Regions from separate parts of the Homo sapiens genome. Here region 1 is linked to region 2. The links are chromatin loops, found by intact Hi-C in ENCODE. Cell type or tissue: Caco-2. All regions are shown on one strand. Each heading gives the region's core, and the rest is flanking DNA. Links, peaks and the distances in the headings are about the cores only.

What was found. Peaks named below come from ENCODE experiments on the same cell type or tissue, not always from the same donor. Only the 100,000 strongest peaks of a DNase experiment are listed, where the experiment ranks them.
Region 1: a loop joins it to region 2, with 3 times the contacts of the local background. A loop is called at or near these places in 2 of 110 quality-filtered maps.

The regions. Positions count from the first base shown.
Region 1 is chr9:2,803,131-2,815,287 of GRCh38, forward strand. It overlaps PUM3 (pumilio RNA binding family member 3), which reads right to left. Exons shown (of 18, transcript NM_014878.5): 14 at 9,090-9,232; 15 at 8,231-8,453; 16 at 7,214-7,301; 17 at 4,684-4,774; 18 at 1,022-1,333. The coding sequence ends at 1,201. Among named protein-coding and RNA genes, the nearest start is that of PUM3, 35 kb to the right of the region's middle. RefSeq lists enhancers at 5,358-6,233, 7,985-8,858. In Caco-2, for the core only: no CTCF peak of the experiment used is centred there; a DNase peak (open chromatin) is centred at 6,871.
Region 2 is chr9:2,462,203-2,474,359 of GRCh38, forward strand. All of the region lies in intron 2 of LOC101930053 (a long non-coding RNA gene), which reads right to left. Among named protein-coding and RNA genes, the nearest start is that of VLDLR, 150 kb to the right of the region's middle. In Caco-2, for the core only: a CTCF peak has its summit at 7,562 (motif pointing right); DNase peaks (open chromatin) are centred at 4,109 and 7,579.

The DNA.
Region 1 (12,157 bases), core at 2,456-10,455, 340 kb after region 2:
GCCAAACAAATGCAAGCTCTACTGTTGCCTTTTCCCCATTCACCTCCTTATCCCATCCCAGTTCCTCCAGCTCTCCACCCACACCCTTATATTGGGTGATGTGAGAATCCATGTCAAAAGTTACAGCCATCAGCGCTTTTGCAGTCTGGGAAGGATTCAATACACCGTGGCAGGAGGGGTCCTGGTAGTCGGTAGGCTGGAGTAGTCCTGGGACCCCATGGTCTGGAAAGGAAAGGCACAGCCAATTCCTCAGCAGGTGTAACTGCAGTGACAGACCTGAGTGAGTACCCCGTTAGACTACTTTGAGAAAGCAGCCAGATACTCATAGGCATGACTACATGAGCCTGACTGAGCTACCAATCCTTCTAAGCTTTGTTTGCTCAAACAACTGCAGTTTTAAAATTCAAACATCCTAGCTGTAGTTAAACTTCTGCACGTAACAAATTTCCACCTTCTTCCTTCTTATTCAAACTCCATAGGCTTTGACATTTTAGGGACAGTCTCAAGGGAGAAAGTCTAATCACAAGGAGCTATTTACTTGGAAGGCCCAAAATCAGAGACAAGGAGAACTTCCCAGTGACCCTGACTTTAACACCGCAATCCACAGTGATCCCCTAATTCATTTAGCACATTTCCTCCTATGAGCTTAACTTACCTGAGTGGCTTTCAAACAAAATCTAGCATGGAACCTAATCCATAAAACAGCTAGGTAGGCAGCTGTGAACCCCCCACTGCCCCGGTACTCATTAAATTCCACTTTACTGTGCCCACGACTCCCCCTGGCTCTTCTTTTCCACATCCTGCCTTCCTTTGACAGGATGAAAGTCCTCTCAAGTCCCACCTTCTCCAGGAAGCCTTCTCAGACTATGCTCACTGAAGATGTCTTCTCCCCTGAATCAACTCATTCAACTACACTTTATATATCTGGTTGGTCCCACCATATATGATTGGTAAACCTTCCACATTAATTGCCTCACACTGATATGCTTACTACTCAGTGTAACAGAGGAGACAGCTGAGATTTTTAAAAAAGACCATTTAAAAAAACAATTTATATAAATAGATTCGTATACAAAGAAGAAACACATATACAGAGTACCCCAATTACCAGTATGGTGGACCCTACCCCTTCTTTTCTGCATTGGGAAACAGAACAGAGAACAGAAAAAATCATTCCATCTTGCTCTTAACTCTTTCCACCTATGTGCTCAGTTTTTCAAGTAGAATTTCTATTCCTTTGCTGGTGCTTTTGGTTTTTTCCAATGTAGGAATCAAGCTTTTCAGTGCAGCTTTGACTTTGTTTGCAACTTCCAGGTCACAACTCTGGAGGAGGCTGAAGAGAGGAAAAAAATTAAATTTCATAAGCATTCCTAGATCATCTCCAATACTACCTGTACCAACAGTAAAAAAGACTTTGTTAACTGTGACACAAGCCTTGTAACTATATACACATTATTTTTCATTCAAAGGATGAATGATGAGACCAGTAGCCCATATTATAACACCACGGAAAAAAACGTTTTAGAATCTTGCTGGTGGAGTCACCCAAGCAAAGACATTTGTAGGACCAACATCATTCCATACAGAGTTGGTTCTACCTTCACATTATCTTAGGACTTACTTACATCCTGTCTTAAAATGATTCTACATGTATTCTATCTTCCCTTCCCCATCTCAGGACTATAAGCTCAAGAGCAGGGACCGTATTTTATTTATTTCATGATGCTACATTTACAGAGCAGACAGCCAAAATATGCCCACCACGTGGCTGAATGAAAAGGTGTGAACAGAGGCACAGAGAGGTCAGAGTTAGCAGGTCTTCTCACTGAACTCCACAGCACTAACATTGAGTGAAAGGGCGAAGGGCTTCACTGTGGAGCTTCACTGCTTGGGTGGGAAACCTGCCTCTACCACTCAGTAACTGTACAACCAAGAGCATGCTATGTAAACTCTCTTAAGACTCAGTTTCCCGAATTGTAGAATGGGATTCACAACAGAGTCCACCTTCCACCTCACAGAGTGGTTTTCTGAGGCTCAAATGGCCTTGTATCTAAAGCACCCAGCCAGAGCCTGACACTTAGTAAGCACTTAATAAATGTTAGCCATTCTACAAAATAAGCCCGGCCTCTGCGTTCTGAAACCCTGCCCGAGTACTCTATCAGAAGTGAAAGGAGCCATAGAGGCTGGTAACAGCAGGCCCATTTCTCTGTGGATAGGACCTACAGCTCTGACCGCAGAGTACCAGTCCTGAATTTCCTGTTCTCTTCTTTTTCGGGACCCTTTGTAAATACGGACCTCTGAAACACATTTTAGAAATGAGGTACTTGGTATTTTCCAAAGTCCCTGGTCCCAGTAACTTCCAATATGTCAACAAAGAGGAGGATAAATTATCAGCACCAAGCAATATTCTACTGCTTATGGGAGATAAGAAACAATTCAGCTTGCCACCTACGATGCTAAAAAGTAAAGTTCCCTCGTAATGAATTTGTGACTCACTAGGTGTTTTTATTTCATACATCTTGGCTAAACACACAGTTATACAACACATAATAGTAAGTTATTGCTTACTGAGCATATGCCACATATTAGACATAATGCTAGGCATTTTATATGCATCATCCAATCTAGTTTTCATAACGACCATAGGGTTATCATTAATCTCATTTTTTTTACCACCAAGAAAATTAAGGCCCAGAAAAGCTGAATAATTTTCCCAAGGCTATGCACTAAGCTAGAACCCAGGCAGTCTGTCAAGTGCCAATGCTCCCAAATGTTAGAGAATTCTGCTTCTCTGAGTTACTTTTCAGCCAACATACAAGGCTGATTTTCTTTTCACCCAAAATTTACAAAAACAATTTTTTTGTATTATTGTTATATATAGCTCAACTTCCATTTAGAACTTCAAATATTTCCTCTGCTCCTGTTCCAATTCTGAGTAGTGCTCCATAATAAACCTATAGTATCCTTCCTATGTTTGAAATCCACCTAATGGGAGTTCTGATTGATGAACAACCTTTATAAATTAATTTCATGGCATTGCTGAAATTTCCAGTTAATTGAGTGTAATGAAAGAATGTGTCAGTAGGTGTTAACACTCCAAATGCCTGGTAAAAAAATTTGTAATGAAAAAGTTCATGTATCAGCTAACGAATTCTGACTGTTTAACATCAACTGGAAAATTAACTAATTTTAAGCAGAAATGAACAAAATGATCTGTAACACTTATATATTTGGAGACACTGACATACCTGAAGCTATGAATGCTCCTGTGTGAGTATTATGTGTACCAGATCACGTATATGTTGAAGAAACACTTAAAATAACATTTACAAACAACATAGATTAAGTTGCATAGCATGTTGCAAGTAAAGTATCTTGAGAAATTCAAACTAGGGTTGGTATCTGTTTTCCCAAACCTTAATAACACAGCAGGGGAAAAATCAACAGTAATTGCTTCAAAGCAACATACAAATCTTTTTTTAAATGAATGCTCTTAACAGAAGGTTTTCATCTGCACAGAGAATGTATGGAAAATTTCAATGATTTGTGGATTGATTATAAACTCAACTAAGTTCAGAGAATAATACAAAAGAGGCCATAGCTCATCACTGTTTTTTTCTCATTTTAAGTCAGATATCAACAAATAGCACACACACTTCAGTAGCAAATGCTCTTCCAATCCTTTTACAATCTTTTAAAACAATGAAGGAAATTACATGTAGAATTAGGCATGATTTAAAAGTCAACATTGTCACAGTTTTCACAGGGATGTAAGTTATTCATTAAAAAAAATACAGGCTGGGCACAGTGGCTCATGCCTGTAATCCCAGCACTTTGGGAGCCCGAGGTGGGCAGATCACGAGGTCAGGAGATCGAGACCATCCTGGCTAACACGGTGAAACCAGGTCTCTACTAAAAATAAAAAAAATTAGCTGGGCGTGGTGGCGGGCACCTGCCGTTCCAGCTACTCAGGAGGCTGAGGCAGGAGAATGGCATGAACCCAGGAGGCAGAGCTTGCAGTGAGCTGAGATCGCACCACTGCACTCCAGCCTGGGCGACAGTGTGAGACTCCATCTCAAAAAAAAAAAATTATGTTTTGGTCAAAACCATAAATGTGGTGAAGCCACCTGATACCTTGTGAATGTTATAATTTGTCAAAAAGATGGTAGTTTAAAAATCCTAAGGGCCAAGCACAATGGCTATGCCTGTAATCCCAGCACTTTCGGAGGTCAAGATGGGAGGACTACTTGAGCCTAAGAGTCTGAGATCAGCCTGGCCAACACAGGGAGACCCCCATCTCTACAAAAAATAAAAAAATAAAAATTAGTTGGGTGTGGTGGCATGCGTCTGTAGTCTCAGCTACACAGGAGGCTGAGATGGGAGGAAAACTTGAGCCCAGGAGGTTGAGGCTGCAGTGAGCTGAGATCGTGACACTGCACTCCAGCCTGGGTGACAGTGAGACTCCATCTCAAAAAAAAAAAAAAAAAAAAAAAAGATTCCTAAGGACTGACTGAAAGAGTTACATTTGCTTTCTAATATTTGGTATGTTTGTCTAGACCATGAGTGACTGGGAGTAATATTAGACTACTGAGAACAAATATTAGAACTGAGAAATCAACGTGAAGGAAGTGTGTCTTTTGCATGACCAGGCCCTGCTCAGAGAAGGGCACATGTTATACATACCTAGAAAGAATAATGGCACCTCGATTTACACTAGCCCAGGACTTCAGGTTCTTCATACCAACATGCTCTACAAGTGTTTTTGCAAAACAACCTGTAAAATATACTGAAGCTTAGTGAACATCACATAATAAGATATATACTCCCTACCCCCTTCTCTACTGCCCTTAAATCTGCAAATATTTTTAAACAAAAAAGCTAACAAAAGTAGCTTTCACCCAATCTCCCTTTTAACACAAAAAATTCCAGTGCAGGTTTATCTAATGCATTTCTAAAAGAGCCATTTCTTTTAACTCTGATCCAAAACCTAAGCTATGTTTAGCAGTAATTACTCAAGATAAACTATGAATTCTAATAAAACACTCACTTGGTTATGTCTGCACTTCTTTGTATTATTTAATGATTTAACTTTGACCTGAAAGCTATTCAGGAAATAAATGTTTCACAGTAGCACCTCATGCTTGGTTGAAATCAAGTTCTTCCTCATGGAGAAATGCTCACTCACAAGGTGCCATGAACATAACACAGTGTTCACGTGTTCAACAGTGGTTGATAAATGACTGTTCTAGCTTAAACTTGGCATTTCTCTTTACAACGCTTACATACTCACAAATCAAAAATACCATTTTTCTCCCGTTATTCTAGTATTTGATTCCCAAGGTCGTGGTATTATCTTTTTCACTTTGCAATTAATGCTTGGACAAAGGAGAAATTCTGATAGCTAAGATTTAGTGCAGATGGAGGTAGGGACAACCTATCTTGAAGGCAAACATCATAGTCAGGTAGCATGTACTATATAATTCATTCAAAGATACCTGAATGTAAGGACTCTTTAAAAGCCAAGAGGCCTATGGCTATTCAGCCTTTCATGGTACCTGCTAAAGAGGGACAGAGTTCAGCTAGTGAGGCAAATTGTTTTCCAAAGCTGACCACAATAATATCTCCTGTCCTGTGTGCTCTTCTAGAATGCAGCCACTCCCCCATCTATAGGGGGAATCCATGTCTTCTTTTGAATCACAGTGGGCCTCTGTGATTGACTTGACCAAGACAGTATGATGAAAGTGGCATTAAATGACTGCTAAGGATAAATCATGGAAGTGCCACGCATTTACTTTGTCCTCTTGGGATGCTCACTCTTAAAAAAGCAACCACCATCTCGTGAAGGAGCCCAAGCAGCCTAGAAAGGGAAACTGAGGCTGTTGGTCCCCAGCCAACAGTCAGTACTCACTTGCCAGCCATGTGAGTGAGCTAAGCGAAAAGTGGACACTCCAACCACAAACCGAGCAGCCCTAGATGACTCTGACTCTGAGCATAGAGGGGCAGGCTCCACCAGACCCTGATCAAGTCATTGTTTTGAAAACTACTAAGTTTTAAGGTGGCTACTATCCAGTAAAAGAGAATCAAAACAGCTAGACGTGCAGGAGGACAAACTCATTTGGTGCTGAATACGACAAGACAAACACATCAGACCCAAACTGGCAGATTTTAGGGTTCTCAGCACATTTTAATTAAGAGGGAGAAAAACCACTGGACATTAAGCCAGACTACTTTTCTGGCATAAACTCAACTATACATCAACTTTTTAATAATGAAAAAGATTATTCCATATGTTATTTTTTTCTTTAATATTTATCACAAGGCTTCTCTTTTACAAAAAAATTTAGTGAAAAATAGCCCCAGGTCCCCATTCTTAAAGGTAAGGTGAGAAGTGACAGCTCTACTGCTATACTGATTGCCACACTAGCCATCAGAGCTGCCACTTGCCGCAAGACATGAATTCATGATCTGTCACTTTTTTCCAGACATTGTAATGAAAAGCCCAAACTGTTTTAACTCAGTAGGGGAAAAAAATCTCTCCAGTGGTTTAAATACCAGATGGAATTTGGATTTTGTAAGTGAAGGTCTGGTTGGAGATAGGACTGAGAGGGGAATGGCATGCAAATGCTAATGCTGTCCTTCTCTAGAGAGCTGAGTTTCTACAGAGCAGCTGTAAGGCTTACAAAAAACCAGAAAGCGCCAAAGACTGGCTTACTCTTTGGTCACATGTATTTCAATGCCAAATAAACAGGCACTAGTCCAAAACTCTCTTACGAGGATAATCTTCTTCTGCTTATTCTTTCTTCAAACATAGAGATAAATGTCATGCCTTTCTACTGAGGTAATGATACTCAACAATTGGGGCCCCCTACCCCCTCTCACCATCCTCATTAGAATGGCATTTTAAGGCATTGACCAAGCCAGGTTAGAAGCCTGCAGCAGCACAGGAAGGAAAACAGAGAGAGTGAGGGGGCGGTGGGGGGGGCTGGCGGGGGGGGTTTGGAAAAAAGAAAATTAAAAGAGTTCTCAGGCACAAATATTTCTAGGGGAAAAAGCATTACCAGCAACCACTGAATCATTTCTTATTCACAGACACCATTTCTAGACACTTGGCAAACTTCATTTGAGCTTAAATGGCTGGTATAAAGTTCAGGGATGCCAGGAATTACTGGAATTCCACATGAGATACAAGAAAAGGTCAAATTTCATAGCCTACCTTCTCTCCCATTTTCTTTCATCTTTTTATCTTGCTCTATTAACCACTTCAGAACTAGATGTCCTGCAGGATGTTCTGCAATGTGAAGCTATGAAGGGTCAAGAACAGTTAATTTTAAAAGTTGTTTTCATTCATACAAATACATTTGAATGAATACATACTATTTATGCCACCACATACAGATAAGGACTCAGCCACTTTTAAAGTTCCACAGGCTTAAGAGGTCTTTATCTAGGACAACCATCATACTTGGGGGGACCACAGATCTATTCTGATCCCCAGACTGAAAGACAGTTATGCCAGATAACACAGCCACGGCACAGCGCTTCAGTCTCCGCTTCATTTAATCTGCTCTGAACAGTAGCAGCACAAGGCTCATCTTAATGCTAATCACGTCTTGGATTGAAATATGTCATTCTCAGACACAAATAAACCTACAGGACAGAACACTATAGCACAAACATCAAAACCCAATGCTGCATGCTGTTTAAGTACACATGACCACCGAAGGGGATTATCTGATGAGCGAATCAAGAAAGCATCTTTTCAGCTCAACCTTACTCCTCTTCAAGAGCAATACCAAGCGTTCCCAGTTATTTGGGCTACTCCTTAGCAAGTATGGGAGGCAACCGGCTCAGTCTCCTTATAGAGAAACTTTCAAGGTACATTCATCTTTCCCATTTGTTAATATGGTCAGGAGCCAGGGCTTCTCTAAGATCCATGGCCCACTTCTCTTCCCCAATCGCAGGTGTCAGAAGCACCTTGGGCACTCAATACTTGGCAATGATTTCATTCATAAGCAAATTCACATCTGTAAAACATTCCCAAGTACCAGGCTTTGACCCAGATGGTTAGAGAAAATTAAAGATGAATGTAATTGCTGCTGTGAGAGGTTCTTGGTTGTTTATTCAACAGGTATCTCCCTCCCCAGCTTTCTTACTGACACCCCACATCGTCCAAAAACGAAGTTTTTGTGGCCTTTGCAGCTTTCCTGCCTGTGCTTTAATGGCACATTACCTCTCCGTCCTTGCCACCAGGATGCAGTCCTGTTGCTGCCAAGCTGGCGATGGCATTCATGGTAGGCTGAACGTCTCCAGTGGCAGATCCCAGAATGTCAGACACCAACACACACGCAGACTTATCTAGCACCACTTCTTGGGCGTGTTCTTGCAGGTAGCTTAACAAAGCTGGAGAAATGGATTCTAGGAGCTCCCGTCTGCGGACCTCTGTATCTTTCTTACTGTTGAGTATGTTGAACGGGGTATTAAGGTAAGATAAATCGCAAAGGAAATGTGGTGATATTATCACAAAAACCTCTAAGAGCTTATCACAGACTGTATCGCACTCTATTATTATTGTCTATCTTTCTGTTAAGCATGTAGACAATAAGTGATACGAGTATGTGTTCTGTTTTTAAAAATGTTTGTGTCCCACGATCTGAATAGTGCCTGGCACAGAACAAGGGCTCAATAAAGGGAGTCTGACTTGTGTAATACCAAAAAAAAAAAAAAAAAAATCCAAAAACCAAATAACATACCCAGAAAACAACACATTTACACTGCTGTATGGACACCATACTCTAGGGTACTCAAATATGTGGTATCGGTAGCTTTGAAAATAAAGCAAAATAAAAGCCAAACCACGCACTTGAATGCCTACTATGTGCCAGGTGCTCAGGTGTTCTTTTGGCACGACACTTTTATTTCCTTGTCAAGATAAAAACTTTAGAATCTGTCAAAAATATAGGCTTGAAAATGGAATTCACCTTTTCAGCAGTTTTAGAGAGGGTATGGATGGGTAAGTGGACTTCTGGAAGAATGCACTACTCAACATTAACAGAGGAATAAAGAAGTCAAGCCATTCTACTTGGTTTTACCTGTGTGCATTTCCATCTCCTTTTTGCAGAACTTCAATGATTTCTCGTACTGTATGTGCAGGATCTCTGGGGCTTAGTAAGTACAATAGGACCTTCCTTCCATATTTGTCATTTACTATGCTAGGCAATGAACTGATAATTTCCTATAAAATTATAAACAAAAAAAAAGAATCAATATCTGCATTCTCAAAACAAAGTACCACAGGACCTTTCTTCCATATTTGCCATTTACTATGCTAAGCAAGGAACTGATAATTTCCTATAAAATTATAGTATATGTGCTGCCAAAGTGAGCACAATGTCCTATAAAATTATAAACAACAACAAAAAAATGAATTGATATCTACATTCTTAAAATAAAGTATGCCTAGAATTTCAATGGTGAAGAATACATACTTAACTACTATTTTTCCCAGCGTACTTCATGGAAAATGTGGAGCTAGTTCTGAAATTGTGTCATTAAAGCACACAGAGATTTACATTTAGAACACAGAATCAATTCTCTTTTGTGACTAGCATTACTGAACAACTCATTTGTATTAACTGACCAAGCCCAAGGACTTAAAAAATATTTAAAGGTGTTATCTTCATTCATTATGGCCAGTATTTCTTGGGCCACTATTACTAGGGACATCACTTGCTGAGGTCACTGAGTAGAGGCAGTTAACTTGCAGCTGCATTTAAATGTAGCACCGGCATGAATGAAGAACACTTCTATTAGAATTTCCCTGCTGAGATGTATGTGAAAGGAGATAAAGAAACTCTGTTAAATCGAACAAGTGGATAAAGGCTTTTAAAGTTAGGTTGCTTATTCATGGCAAATGAAGGCTGTTTAGCTACCGCAATGAAAAACAAAAACAGAAGAGGAGGGGAAACCAAATCCAGAAAGCCTCGACTAAGCAGTTACAAATTACACTATATGACATTTCCAATCAACATACCCAAGAACAGTAACCTCCTTTTCTAGTTGTTCGAATTTAAGGGACAAAAGCAACGTCATCCCCACCCTAACTAAACTCCTGTGTAAATCTGCTGTTTTCAAAGATAGAAAAGTCACTTGAAAATTTTTAAAAATTCCTTTATTCTTAATAGAGAAGATGCAACAGAAGAGTCATCAATTTATTTCCCCACCTCTAACACTCCTATTTCTTGTAACAAACTTTATAAATATTCAATGCATGTTTGAGCACCCCATATTCTTCAGAACTGGCTGGGCCTCGGAAAGAGTTCTGTCCAACTGGCCAGGTTTACAGATGAGGCATCCAGAAAGAGGAAAGGATCTGCCAGGGGACTCACAGTGGCAGTGTCCTGGTCCTCCAACTCCAAATCTAGTCTCTTTCAAAGAAAACATAAAACCTCCTCTTAAGGAAGGGAATTCTCTCTGAGATGATATATTCAGATCTGCTCTTCTTAAAAGGGCCTATTTATTATGATGAGATTAGTAATTTTAGTGTGAGGAACCAAGCTCAAAATCAAGTCAGCCATCAACGATGGGACCGTGAATCTCACTGCATCATGATCCTATGGCTGATGATGCTGCTCCAGGTTCCAAACACCATGTTTCTCTTTTTAAAATCTCAACCTTCCCTCATTTTTTGCACAAAAGTATAGCATGCTTCTGATAACAGTAGCTAACACTCGTTAAGTGCTTACTAGGAGTCAAGCACTACTGAGAGCTGCACACTGATCATCTAACGTAATCTTCTGACCACTATGTCCTGTTTCTACCAGTCCAATCCCCATTATGCTCTCCTAACTACTTCTGAAGTTTAAGATCACAGTATAAAGATTCCCATGTAACACATAAAAGTTTTCAGAGAGCTGAAAATTCAATAGGTCTAACCACCTCAAAATGAATAACTAATTACAACCACTCAGGGAAAATGAACTTAAAATTTCAGTAACAAACGGGAAAACACACAAAAAGCATACAGAACTTGTTACAAGGCAGGGAACTCTCTCAAGGAAAACAAGCTCCAAAGTGAACTCCAACTATTTTTTTTTTTTTTTGAGACGGAATCTCACTCTGTTGCCCAGGCTGGAGTGCAGTGGCGTGATCTTGGCTCGCTGCCATCTCTGCCTCCTGGGTTCAAGCAATTCTCCTGCCTCAGCCTCCGGAGTAGCTGGGACTATAGGCTGCACTATGACACCCAGCTTATTTTTGTATTTTTAGTAGAGATGGGGTTTCGCCATGTTGGCCAGGCTGGTCTCGAACTCCTAACCTTAGGTGATCCACCCACCTCAGCCTCCCAAACTGCTGGGATTATAGGCATGAGCCACCACACCAGGCCAATCTATGTGTTGCTGATAATGAAGTGTTTAGTGCCCCAAATATGGCATACCTTGAGTGTGCCTTTAGTGTACCTTTAGGTACCTATATTAAGCTTTAACCAACACATAAGAGAGGACAAATGCTTTGTTATATATTTTGTTAATTTGTTGAAAGAAAGAGGTGAGAATAATACATAGCCTGGGCCAATTTCTACAGTTTAAAAAACAAAAACAAAAACAAAAACAAAATTTCGCTGCCCTTAACAAAATGACTCTGAAATATAACACCTTTAAAAATTTGTTTTTTTGAGAACAAAACCAAAACAAAACAAAAAAACTGGGCAGTATGTAGTGAACAACTATAATGGCTACTCTACACTTTTAGTTAACATTTTTTTCCTTGGTATAGGGAGGAGGCATGAAGCCGGCAATGTATTCCTCAATACACTGAGCTTTCTCCACAGCTTCCATGCTTAGGGACTAATCCAACACATATGGCTTGGGCAGAAATGGTTTTATAAAATGAGAAACTGGGACTTCATGATATGCATAAAACCTGTGCTTAAATACTACTCAGACCAGTCCCCAAATTCATTGAACTTTACTCCCTTTTGGTTTGTAATTAAGGAATTTAGAATCTAAATTCGTATTTAATTAAGGCTTTTAAAAGAATGCATGTTTATAAATAACAATTTTACAAAAAACTAAAAAACATTTCTTCAAAATGTAGTATCATTTTTTCAACCCACCTTATTGATCAGCAAAAAAAATGTAGTATCATTTAATCCTTCCCCAGC
Region 2 (12,157 bases), core at 2,876-10,875:
GGAGATGAGCAAGGTCTAATCCTGCCCAGCTCCCTGCTGGAGTCACAAGAGGATTCTAGAAAGTCTCGTTGTCACTGATTGAAATAATAAATTCAGTAGGAATATTTTATGTAAATTTTCCTAAAGTGGTGGCTTGGTTGCAGTCCAGAAAGTTGATGTTAGGACTAAGAATGGAAATTTGATACAGCAGAGAAGTGGGTAAAATAAAATATGACAGAAATATGCTACTTTATTAAGTTCAATTTTACATTTAAAAAATAAAATTATTTCTAGTTTTTATAAGTATAAAATTGGTAATATATTAGAAAGTATAAAAGTTCATGAGAGTTGAAAATATTTGCCCCAAATTCTACTGGCCAAAGAAAACAAGTTGGAAGAGATGTCTTCTTGCCTGCCTGCCTTTCATCCTTTATTCCTTTTCTTTCTTCCTCCCTTTTTTTCTTTCTTTCCTTATTTTAATGTATACATTCCTACATAGTTGTAATTGTAAAGCAACATTTATCTTTTGCCATAATTGGCATAATCTCATCTTATTAAAAATTTGTTATGACCTAAGTTTATATTTTATTTTTATTAAAATATTACAATTTCATTGCAAAATGTAAAAGAAAATGCTATGCAAAAAGCAAAGAAAATAAAAACCACCATTGTCTCTACTACTCAGAGATAATCATTATCAATTCTTACTACATTTCTTTCTTGACATTTTATGTGTTCTTGTCAACAATTTAACAAAATTATTGTTTTTTATATTTAATTTTGTAATTTTTATTATTGCCTATGTATTATGGACATCTTTTCTAACTGTATCCCATTGTATAGCATCACATTTTATTTAAATAATTCCTATTTTTGGACACTTAAGATATCCCAATTTTTCATAATATAAGAAATGCTATTCTTGTCCTAATTTTAAAATATATAAATATAAATACACACACATACATACACACACACACAGACTTCCCATGGAATCGCTCAGCAAAAAAAAATTTACATGAATTTTTAGGGCTTTGGCTACATACTCTCAAGTTTTTATCTGGAAAGTACATACCAACTTATACTACCAGCAGCAAAGTAATACCCATTTCTCTACAACTTCACCAACACTGGCTATTACTAATCATTAAAGAAAAACTATGTGGTATTCTGGTGGGTGACAATGAAATTATGTCCTTTATTACTAATGAGGTTAGATATTTCTTTATGTGTATACGGCACATTTTTATTTCTTCTTTTTTTGAACTGCCTGTTCAAAGCATAATTTTTATACTGGCATAGTTCTGTCATGTGGATATACCATTGTTTATCTAAGCATTCTCTATTCAAAGGGGAAAAGCAAAGTATATGTTCGAGGAGTTCAAGCCAAGAAACAAATACATTACTATATGTGTCTGGAACAATATAACAAGATCTTACTGCCTTCCAACCCTTCTAGAGACTTCCAGAGTTTTGCTCGTCATATATAATTCTGGAGTGAACATCTTTGAATACAAAGGGTTTTTGTATGTGTATGTTTGGGGTATTTAAGATAGATTCCTGGAAATATTGCTACTAGTTCAAAAAGTATGGCTATTATGAATATACTAATTGTACCCAGTATTACTTTAATGCAGAATTATCCTTTATTATAGCAATTATATAAACAACCATTAGTCTGAGAACAGATGTCTATAAAGGCAAAGTAGACTAAATTCTGGTACTAGCAGGACAAGGTGTTCTTTTGTATTTGATATGAAATATCAAGTAAGATAGGAAGCATATCTTGCCAAAGGTTCCACAAGCATGGGGTCATTCATTCATCTCATCATACAAACACACAGGATTCTGGAGTTACTAGCCAGAACAACATGTCTTTCAATCCTAATCATGCATATGTTAGTGAAGACGGAAGCAGAAATGGAACTGTGAGGTCAAAGATGTTTGTACTAACTCCTTTTCCTTGTTCTTTTGGGATCAACTTCTGGCACTATGTAGCATGGTTACTCTAGAAATTATTGGGAAAAAAATGCTTTAGAAATTATCCCTTCATTTTTTTAATGGGAGAGGCTGGGAAGTAAATTTAATTAAAGCCTTGAGATCAGTGTGTGAGTATACGCACATATATGTGTGCTTATGTACATGGTGGTAAGGAATAAAAGAGTTTTTACATTGTATTTTAATGTGCTTTTCAGGTGTTTCTGATGTTTGGTCAGACTTGTCTTCTGGTCGCTATTGGGCTGATGTCCCCTGTTATTCTAATAATTGTCCCTTCATATATTGTCTGTCTTTTCTCTCCACTTGCTCTTCAACTAGAATTCCCTTATCTTCACTGTTCTGCTCTTCATATGATGCATCTAGCTGTAGATTTATATATTATGCACAGGACTCAGTGTGCTTCTTCAATCTGAGAATCTGCTTCTGCTTTTTATAATTTCTGGAAAATTCAATCTGCTTCTGCCTTTTATAAGTTCTGGAAAATTCCCAGCCATTTTCGCTGAAAATATTGCCCCTTCACCATTTTCTGCTTTTGCAATTTCCATTAGACCTAAGTTGTAACTTTTAATTTAATCTTCCATATCTCTTGATTTCCCTTTCGGATTGTAGCCCTCTTTATCTTTCTCTGCAGCAGTTTGGGTAATTTCCTCAGATACAACTTTCATATCACCAACTCTCTCTTCAACCATGCCTGATCTGCTTTTAAAGTTGGCCACTATGTTTAACTTTATTCATGATTTTTCATTTTGAATTGTTATATTTGGTTGTTTTTCAGATGTTCCTTTCTTTTTTAGTCCTATTTTTTTCATGAGAGTTTTTATTCCTCTCTTTATCTCTTTAATGAGTGTAAATATATTTAATTTCTAGACAGTTTTAGGTTGTTACATTATCTCAGGTTCTTGGGGGTGCTATTTCTCTCACATGTGTCTGCTGACTCTCCCTTATTTGGATCTTTTTTTTTTTTTTTTTTTTTGGTTTGTTCTTTTTCATTGTAAACTTATTTTCAGCTAGAGTATTTTTTCCCTGTGGCACCCCTGTGTACTTTAAGATGTGGTAGTATCATTTTAGACAAGTTTTACATTTGATTCTTCTGGAAACTCCAGTAGTTTTACTTGCTTGAAGTAATTATGACATCTACATTAATATATTCATTTGAGATTCCTGTACTATGCAAATAGTGTAAAATTTGGATTCAATACCCATGCACAGCACAGATTTGTTTTCAGAGACAGAGTCTTGCTCTAACACCAGGCTGGAGTGCAGTGGCTCAGTCATAGAAGTCTACAGCCTTGAACTCCTGGGCTCAAGCAATCCTCCTGCCTCAGCCTTCCAAGTAGCTGAGACTATAGGTGCACCACCAAGACCAGTTAATTTTTTTATTTTTATATTTTGTAAGGACGGGGTCTTGTTGTGTTGCCCAGGCTGGTCTTGAATTCCTTGCCTCAAGCTATACTCCCACTTTGGCATTTCAGAGCTCTGAGATTTTGTAAAGATTGGGTCTTGCTATGCTGCCCAGGCTGGTCTGGAATTCCTGGCCTCAAGTGATTCCCCCATCCTGGCCTCTCAAAGCTCTGGGATTACAGGCATGAGCCACCATGCCCAGCCAGCACAGGTTTTTAAATTTCCATTTATTGTGGGGAACTTTTTCTCATCCAGATATCTAATCAGTGAGAATTTTACCAGTTGCTTTCTAGTACACGAACAATGTGTTTTGTAGTCCCCTTGTATGAGGGAAGCAGGTCTTCAGTTCTAAGTCCTCACCTTTCACAGGCCCAAGGTTAAGTCCTTTATTGTGTATGTGTGTTAAAGCCTAACCCATAGCTGTTAGATCCTATAGCCATGTCTAATATCCTCTGTACTGTTCTGGTATCAGCTCATGCATTTACCACATTGACTATAAGATTCTTCCTTCTCTGTGGCACATGGACATTTCCTCTTTTTTTTTTCTTTTCTTTCTGTTTACCTGTCTGTCTCTGTTTCAGCTACGTATGCAAAATAGTTTTGTTTTATCCAGCAGTTCTGTGTGCCTCAGCACATAGAAGAATTTCAGTATGCTAAGGAGGTGGAGCTAGAAAGCTATGTCAGTCAGGTTTGTAGACTACTGACTGGTGCAATAGAAATACATGACCTTTGGAACTGAAACCTGAGACTGAGCTGTGACTTCACCACTTACCATCTGAGTAAGCTGTGCCTAGTCATTCAACCTCTCCAAGCTATATTTTTCTCATCAATAAAAAATAGATAATGTTAGTATTGATCTTCATTACATGGTTTTCCTTATTGCTCTAAATTCACTTTTATTTAAATTCAAACCATTTTCTCCATCCCACTTCCTAGAAAAGCTAGAGAAGATTGCAATTTTCTTATATATCTTATTCAATATTTTCCCTTATTAAACAAATATGTTATGAAGGAATAAAGCAGTTATTGATTGAATGATCTTATTACCTTTCCTCAATGTACTTTTCACATACCAATGGACTGAGAAAATCTCTGACAGAAAAAAGACCTAAAATAGGAAAGAAATGATAAATTCCATTTCTTGGTAAATATGCAAGGATGGGGTTGGGGTGGAGTTACATTTCTGTGGAGTTTCACCCCTCACAGTTTTCATCTCTCTTTCTCTCCCTGGAGAGTGCAAATGAGTGAAACCTTATATTAGTTTAGACGTTCTGCTTCGATACATGTTTAAGAGCCAATAAACCTGTCAGAGTAGATTTCAGGCTGAGACAAGGTGAATGGCCTCACAGTAATTCTGCCAGCGCCTCAGGGTACCAGGCAACATAAGCAGAGAGGTCACCAAATGCCTGCTCACCCCATGCCCAGGCGCAGAGATATTCCACATAGGAATATAAGGACCTTTCCCAAAACGTTGTGTTTGGCATGTGGTAAAATTCTTTGTCAAACAGCAGAGCAGTCCGATAAGAAAACAACAACAACAACAACGAAGAAAAACAGAGCAAAAAATGAAGGCACATAGAAATAACAGGTCCTCTTAGTGATTCTGGTGGTTTGTAAACTCCACGTGAAAGTTATTATTTATCATGGAAGGCAATGTGGAGGTGTACACACCCAAAAGCTATCCACTTTTACCCCACAGACAGACTTACACAAAAACACTAGGTTGTCCATGGCAGTTTAATTTTTTTGTTTTTACTTTCTATAGCTTGTTTCTAGTAATGAAGACCTATAGGTACTGATCTATAGGGATTGCAAAATTAAGAAGCCAATTCCACCAATTATTCCACAGTGTGCCCTATAGGCAACAAGCCAAGTCCTACTGCATAGGACTTCCTATTGGCATTTTTTAATATCTAACTTTTAAAATATGAACAGATAGCCAAGAATTATCTGACATTTCAAGAAAGCCTCCAGCAGAAAAGACAGAGACATCAAATCAGAAGAAAGGAAGAAAGGAAACTCAAAAGAAACAGAGACAATATACTAAAGAAGAAAACTTTAATCAAACTATGTTTAATGATCTCAGAGGTATAAGATAAGCTATTTATCCTTAAAGTTAGGATGCTAGTAAGAAAAAAAGAGAAATAAATGAAGCTTATTGTTTAAAAAATAAAACGTTCTTAGAAATTTAAATATGATAACTAAAATTATGTGTGCATGTGTGTGTAAGATTTGGAAAATAAAGGTAAGGAAATATCTCAAAACATTAAGAAAAAGTAGAAGGCAAATCAGAAGAAACTAAAAGTCCAGTGCAGCAGGCCCAACATCCTACCAATAGGATCTAGAAAAAAATATGTCAAGAGAAAGATTATGGGAAAATTTTTTGGACCTGAAGAACGTGAGTCCCCAGATTGAAAAGTCCTATTCAGCAACTAGCACAATAAATGCAAAAAGACCCAGCTCTGTCATAAAACTTCAGTACACCAGGAAGACAGTAAAATTTTCAAGAAAGGAAACAGTAGGTCACATACACATGATCAAGAATAAAACGGCAGTCAATACTCAGTACTAGCAAGGAAAAATACAAATGTTTTCTGACATTTAAGATTTAAGAAATCTTGACCCATGCACATTTTCTCAAGAAGTCTTCTAAAGGATGAGCTTCACCTAATGCAAGAAAGACAAAACAATATCCAGAAAATAAGGAATCAACACAGGAGGAAGATGAAAGAAATTCCCTGGACAATAATGAAAATAAGTCTTAATATGATAACCGTACACAGGTTTAGAAAACAAGCAACACAGATACAAGAGTCCAGAGACATATGGAGGAAGAGCTCCATTAAAAAAAAAATTCAACTAATTGGATTAGGTGGTACAGCTGCTAATATAGGTAGTTATACATTGAGATACTGTATGTCTTGTGCTTGGGAACATGAGTGCAGGAGTCAGACTGCCTGGGTTCGAGTCCTGGCTCTGCCACTTACCATCTTATGTGAGCCAATTAATTTCTCTGTGCTTCATGCTTCCCATCTGTGAAATACAGATTATAGTTACCTACCTTATAGAGTTATCATAAAAAAATTAAATGCGACACTGATACTGTGATGAAAACAGTGTCTTGAATATTGCTGGATGTTAGGGGAAGCAAAGACAGTAACACGTACAGAGAAAACTAAGTCATTTTTTTAAATGAGTAAACTATCAGCTCTAGGAAAAAGGATAATTGAACAAGAAAGGAATTGTAATGATAGTATGCTCCTTGGCTCAGCAGAAAATATTTCCATTGTTGGAATAATGCAAATCCTGAAAATTGTGATGTAATAAACTGGAAGGATAAAGGGAGGAAAACGGGACTTAAGGGAGAAATCGTTATTTACCATAATAGAAGTGCGTAGAGGTAGTATTCTATTTAGAATATGGAATTAGATATTAAAATAAATGGCTAAACACATCTGAATTAATCCTCAAGGAACAGGACTTGGTTAACTATGGCATTTGGTTAGCATAAATAAAGAAAGAAGGAGGCAAGGAAGGAAGGAGTACAGGAGAACCGGCGCTGCTGCAGTGATTCTGAAGCACGAAGTTCTAAGAGAAGCCTCAAGATTGTAGGTCATGGTGGAAGTGCCCACCGTGGAGTCTGCACTGCTAGGAAGCATTCCCAGGAAGGGAAGAACCTTCTATTCCACGAACCCATAACATGGGTCTCCATTACCCTGAAAGGGTTTTTCCTGTCTGGAAAAGGAACCTGCAGAGATAATCTAATAGTGAAGGAGGGAAAACTTTTTGTTTTTACCTCTTCTACCTAGAACATGAGTTAAGTTTGGCTTGACACTACAATCACCCATTAAAAAAAAAAAAAAAAAAGAAAGAGTACATTTTGGTTTGAAATAGTATTTCCTAAAACAGCAAGTCACAGTACTAAAAACTGACATTTAATTACAGGTAACTGACATATAAATAAAGGGATAAATATCCCTGTTGTGCTCTGAAATTAAATGAATAAAAAAGGATTCTGCCAAATAATCATTAAAAAGATGAAAGAGAAGGCATGCAGGTTGCCCGCATAAGGATAACACTTAAGTGAGGCCTGAATTTGTCTGAGCTGCACATGATGTTTCAAAGCCATGGCAAGCTGTGAACAGCCTGAGGGTTGTGAACATCCGGGTGTCATGACACTTTTCTACATTAGTGACCCATCACCGGGTGGCGCCTCCATCCTTGGGCAGGACCTGTTGAGGTCCTCAGCACTCACACTGTCTTTAAAGGCTGCACAAAAACCACAAGACGAGCCAGCATGGAGGAAAACAACTCATTAGGCATTTTCCTGTCTGGGGTACAGATGTGTTTGGATTTCAATGAAGGAGCTGAAACTTCAACAGCTGAGCTAGAGACAGCTGTTCCAGAAACCCAGAGGGAGACCTAAAGGTCTTATTTTGTGTTGTGTCTTGGCAACACTCCTTGCTATTGCTGACCCGTAGCAAAGGGCCAGTCCTTTGTGATAGGCCTTGAGGCGATCATATTTCCAGCTGTGTCAAGAAGAAGCAGTGTGACACAGTCACAGGAACTCCTTGCTTGGGTCACAGAAACACCAAGACACCACCTAAGCATGAAATCTCACACAAAATATAAGCAAGTAGATATTTTATGACAGCTATGGGAAGTGACGATTTTGTAAGAAGCAAAATAAATGCAAATGAATTTTTTTTTAACATGTAAAATTCTGAGCCAAATGGCTTTGGATTTATAATTCCCAGGGATTTTGGTGCTTTCAGTAATGAGCAGGAGCATGGAGTTTTGGGGGGGTTAAATCCTTTAAGTGTTTCTCTATAAAACCAATTCATGCCATGCCAGCTTTTCTGTCCTAAAAAAGTATTTCAGTTTACTTTCTCACTTTTTCCCCTAGGTTAGAGCAATGTTTTTTTGTTTTTGTTTCTGTTTTTTTAAAAAAAGCAGGGGCAGGGGAAGGGGAGAGATTGAGGAAGGGAACAAATACTTATGAAATTCCCATCCTGTGTGGGCATCGTGGGAGAAACTTTGTCCACATAATCATAAAAATTCTCATAATTCTAAGCCAGGAATTATTATTATGATACCCATTTTAAACATAAAGAAACTGAAACTCACTGTAAAACATGTTTAAAATCACAAGGCTAATGTGAAGCAGAGCTGAGATTAAAAATGAGGTCTGTTTGAATATTAAATCTATACCTTTTCCCCATATCTGCATCCCAGTGTTCATTGCAGCTTTATTCATAGTAGCCAAGAAATGGAACCAACCTAAGTGTCCATCAGTGGATGAACTGATAAAGAAAACATGTTCTATATACACAACATAATACTATTCAGCCTTAAGATAAAAGGAAATTTTGTCATTTGTAACAACATGCACAAAACTCGAGGACATTATATTAAGTGAAATAAACCAGGCACAGAAAGACAAGGCACCATCTCACCTATGTGTGGAATCTAAAAAATTGAAACCCCTAAGAGCAAAGAGTAGAATGGTAGGCACTGGGGGCTGAGGGAAGGGTGAGTGAGGAGATATTGATCAAAGGTTATAAAATTTTAGTTAGACAGGAGGAATACGCTCAAGAAATCTATTGAATAACATGGTGACTATTGCTATTAACAATTTATTGTATACTTGAAAATGGCTGAGAGTAGATGCTAAATGTTATTACCACATACAAAAAGGTAGGTGAGACAATGCATATGTTAATTAGCTTAATTTACCCATTCCACAGTTTACACATATTTCAAAACATCATGTTATACGTCATGAATGTATACGATTTTAGCATACATATATATACATACTAAAAATTAATAATTATTACTAAAGGAGGTATAAATAAGTGAAGAAAGAAAGAAAAAGAACTATGCTCTTTCCTTTTGACCATGTTTCTTCTCATAAATGTCAAACACAGACCTTTGCTTTCTCTTATGCAGTAAGGCAGCGCTGTCACTAACAGAGGTAATACATTCCTTTTATTCATGTAAGCCATATAGGATAGTCCATAAATTAAAACTGTGAGAATAAATGTGCTTATCTCTAGTTTATCAGTTAAGATTCCTGCTGTGACATATTTCTCTTTTGCCAAATATTCTAAAATCTTCCTTATTCATTGCTTCTCATCTTGCCCAAGTAAAATTGGCAAGCACTGTTATCCTCACTTAATAACACAAGTTACCCAGGGAATAGCCTGGATTAGAAGCTATGATGCCCACAGCTTATGGATAAGCACTCCGAGTCTTCTATTTGGACTCAGTGAAGAATTCAGAGGTCTATTTGGTAGAAATTCAGTTAAGAGTCTGGCAGATTTGATTATTTCAGAGCCACGGTTTCCAGGACACACTACCTTTGCCTGTTTTCCTTCTCTGATTGCTTCTTTTTAGACGGAATTTTCCTATTCCCCTAACCTTTTAGAATTGGTATAACATACAGTTCTGGTCCCAGACTTCTCCCTGATTATTCTCTTTCTTCATTTAGCCAAAAAGTATTTGAGCTTCTATTACATGTACATGTCAACTGCCTTTTACTTACAGGCCTATTTCAGCTCCTACTGTGGGTCTATCTCCTGTTAAACAACAAGCTCTTCCTTCAGTGTCCCTCAACCCTAAGGGTGATAGCAGCTTCTAGCTGGTACTAATCGCTAGGCTACTCCCTGCTTCTTGTAGGGCTTTCCAGCTTCTCCACCATCCTTTTAACCAAGTATCTGTATTAAATCCAATCTGTATGAAAGACCTAGGAGGCTATTTTCCTGGCTGGATCCTGATGGGCACAAACAAACAGCATTCTTAGTTACAAACTATAGAAACAAACTTTAGCATTTTGGCAGGAAAGAAATATAAAGATATTGGAGAGCTCAAAGAATCTCTAAGAGGATCAAAGAAGCAGGCTGGGAGACCACAAAGGAAGGAGCAGTGCTCAAAAATCTCAAAGTAGAACTGTTCCGGCAAAGCCACCATTACTGCCATGCTCCACGTCTTCGGTTGCACCACATGTCACCAACACTGGATTCTGGAAGCTACCATTCAGATTGTTGTATCTTCCACCATCTGTCAACAGAATCAATTCTGGGCTTTCCTACCTCTTCACGACATTAGCTTCCAGTTTAGAGACTGAGGTGGGTATGCCTGATTGGCAAAGTACGGGTCATGTGCCTAATCCTGGCTGCAAGGACAGCTGGAGATGCAAGTGTATCTGACATTTTCAGTTCCTATCATGGGAGATGGGCTCTTCATAGGCAGTGACATTCCCTAAAAATAGCACAGGGATTTAGATGCTTAGGGGACATTTTATTTTCAACAGACCCTGAGACAAGGATTGAAGTATAAATGGAGGAGGGGAGATCCCAGGAATCACTGGTAAGGAAGTGGGGGAAGTGAGACAAAAGAGAAAACAGTCAATGGACAGTAAATTATTCATCAGGTTTCCACTATGGGTGACTAGAATTAAATACCACTGGGGAGATTCTGGGAGTCGGTGTAGAACACACACCTTGGAGCGGTCCCACCCAAGGGCCAGGGAGCTGGTGTACTTATCCATCACCTGTTATCTGACACTGTTGAAAACATCTGGGAGGCAGGGTTCATTCCCTCACATTCCCAGCCTCTCTTCCTCTTGCATGAGCTGAATGGGCCTCAACATTCAGAGGAAACTTTCAGACAAATAAATGTAGGCACTGGCAGTTGAAAGTTGGGCAGGTGTGATCTGGAAAAGAAAATGGAGGTGGCAGGACACCCACCACATCTGCTGCAGGAGATAAGATCCACAGGGACCTGGAACCTGGGAGCATCAAGGGTATATCAGTAAGCAAGAGAGAAGCATTCCTGGCCTCACTAAGCTGGTGGCCTCCCGGTTCAGACATGTGAAAAGGAAGTCCAAACAGTGTGCAAGAGCAACAGAGGCAATACAGGGAACCAGAGCTACACTTCTGGCCTCCAAGACCCACGAGCATGGGGTCAGCATCCTAGTCATTTTTCAACCCCATTGCCTATAGTAGTATATATTCAATACATGTTTTCTGGCCCTACACTGAATAGTCAGGCACATTCCTGATGCATTATATTTATTGTCTCTGACTATTACCCAATAAGGAAGGTGTGCCCCCATTTTACAGTGGAGGAAGTTAAGGCACTCCTAATTCCTCCTAACTGCCTTACTACTAACATCCTTCATATCTCAGCTTTGATGTAATCTCTCCAAAAGGCCTGCCTGCACCATGTGCCTCCATCTCCAAGCTGAGGTTATCTTTATCACAGAACTTATCCTCTGTTTTGTAATTGGCAACTCATTCTCATGAATTTTCATGAGCAGAGCTCTTTAAGAGCAGGAACTGTGTCTGTGTTGTTTAGCAATGTATACTCAGCATCTAGGCTTATGCTGGCACATTTAATTTGCACCAATCATTTTTTGAATGACTTGAATAAGTGACTAAGGCTCAGAGACATTAAGTAACGTGACCAGTCACAAAGCTAAGAGGTGACACAGCTGAGGTTTCAACTATAGTCTGTCTGACCCCTAAATCTCTCCTACATTTTGCTGAGGGGTAAGCAACTTAATCCATTTACAGCAACCAGAAAATTTAAGTTGGATTAAATGCTTGTATTTTAAGCTCAAAAGTAACGGGTAGGGAGTCTAAGAACTTCTCATAATCATCGGGTTGAAGAATTACCAAACAGAACTCTGGACCCAAAGCTAGAAGAAGGTTCCTAGAGGACAAGACTCCTTATCCAAACTTTGCCTGGGCTGGACAACATTTAAAACTCTCCC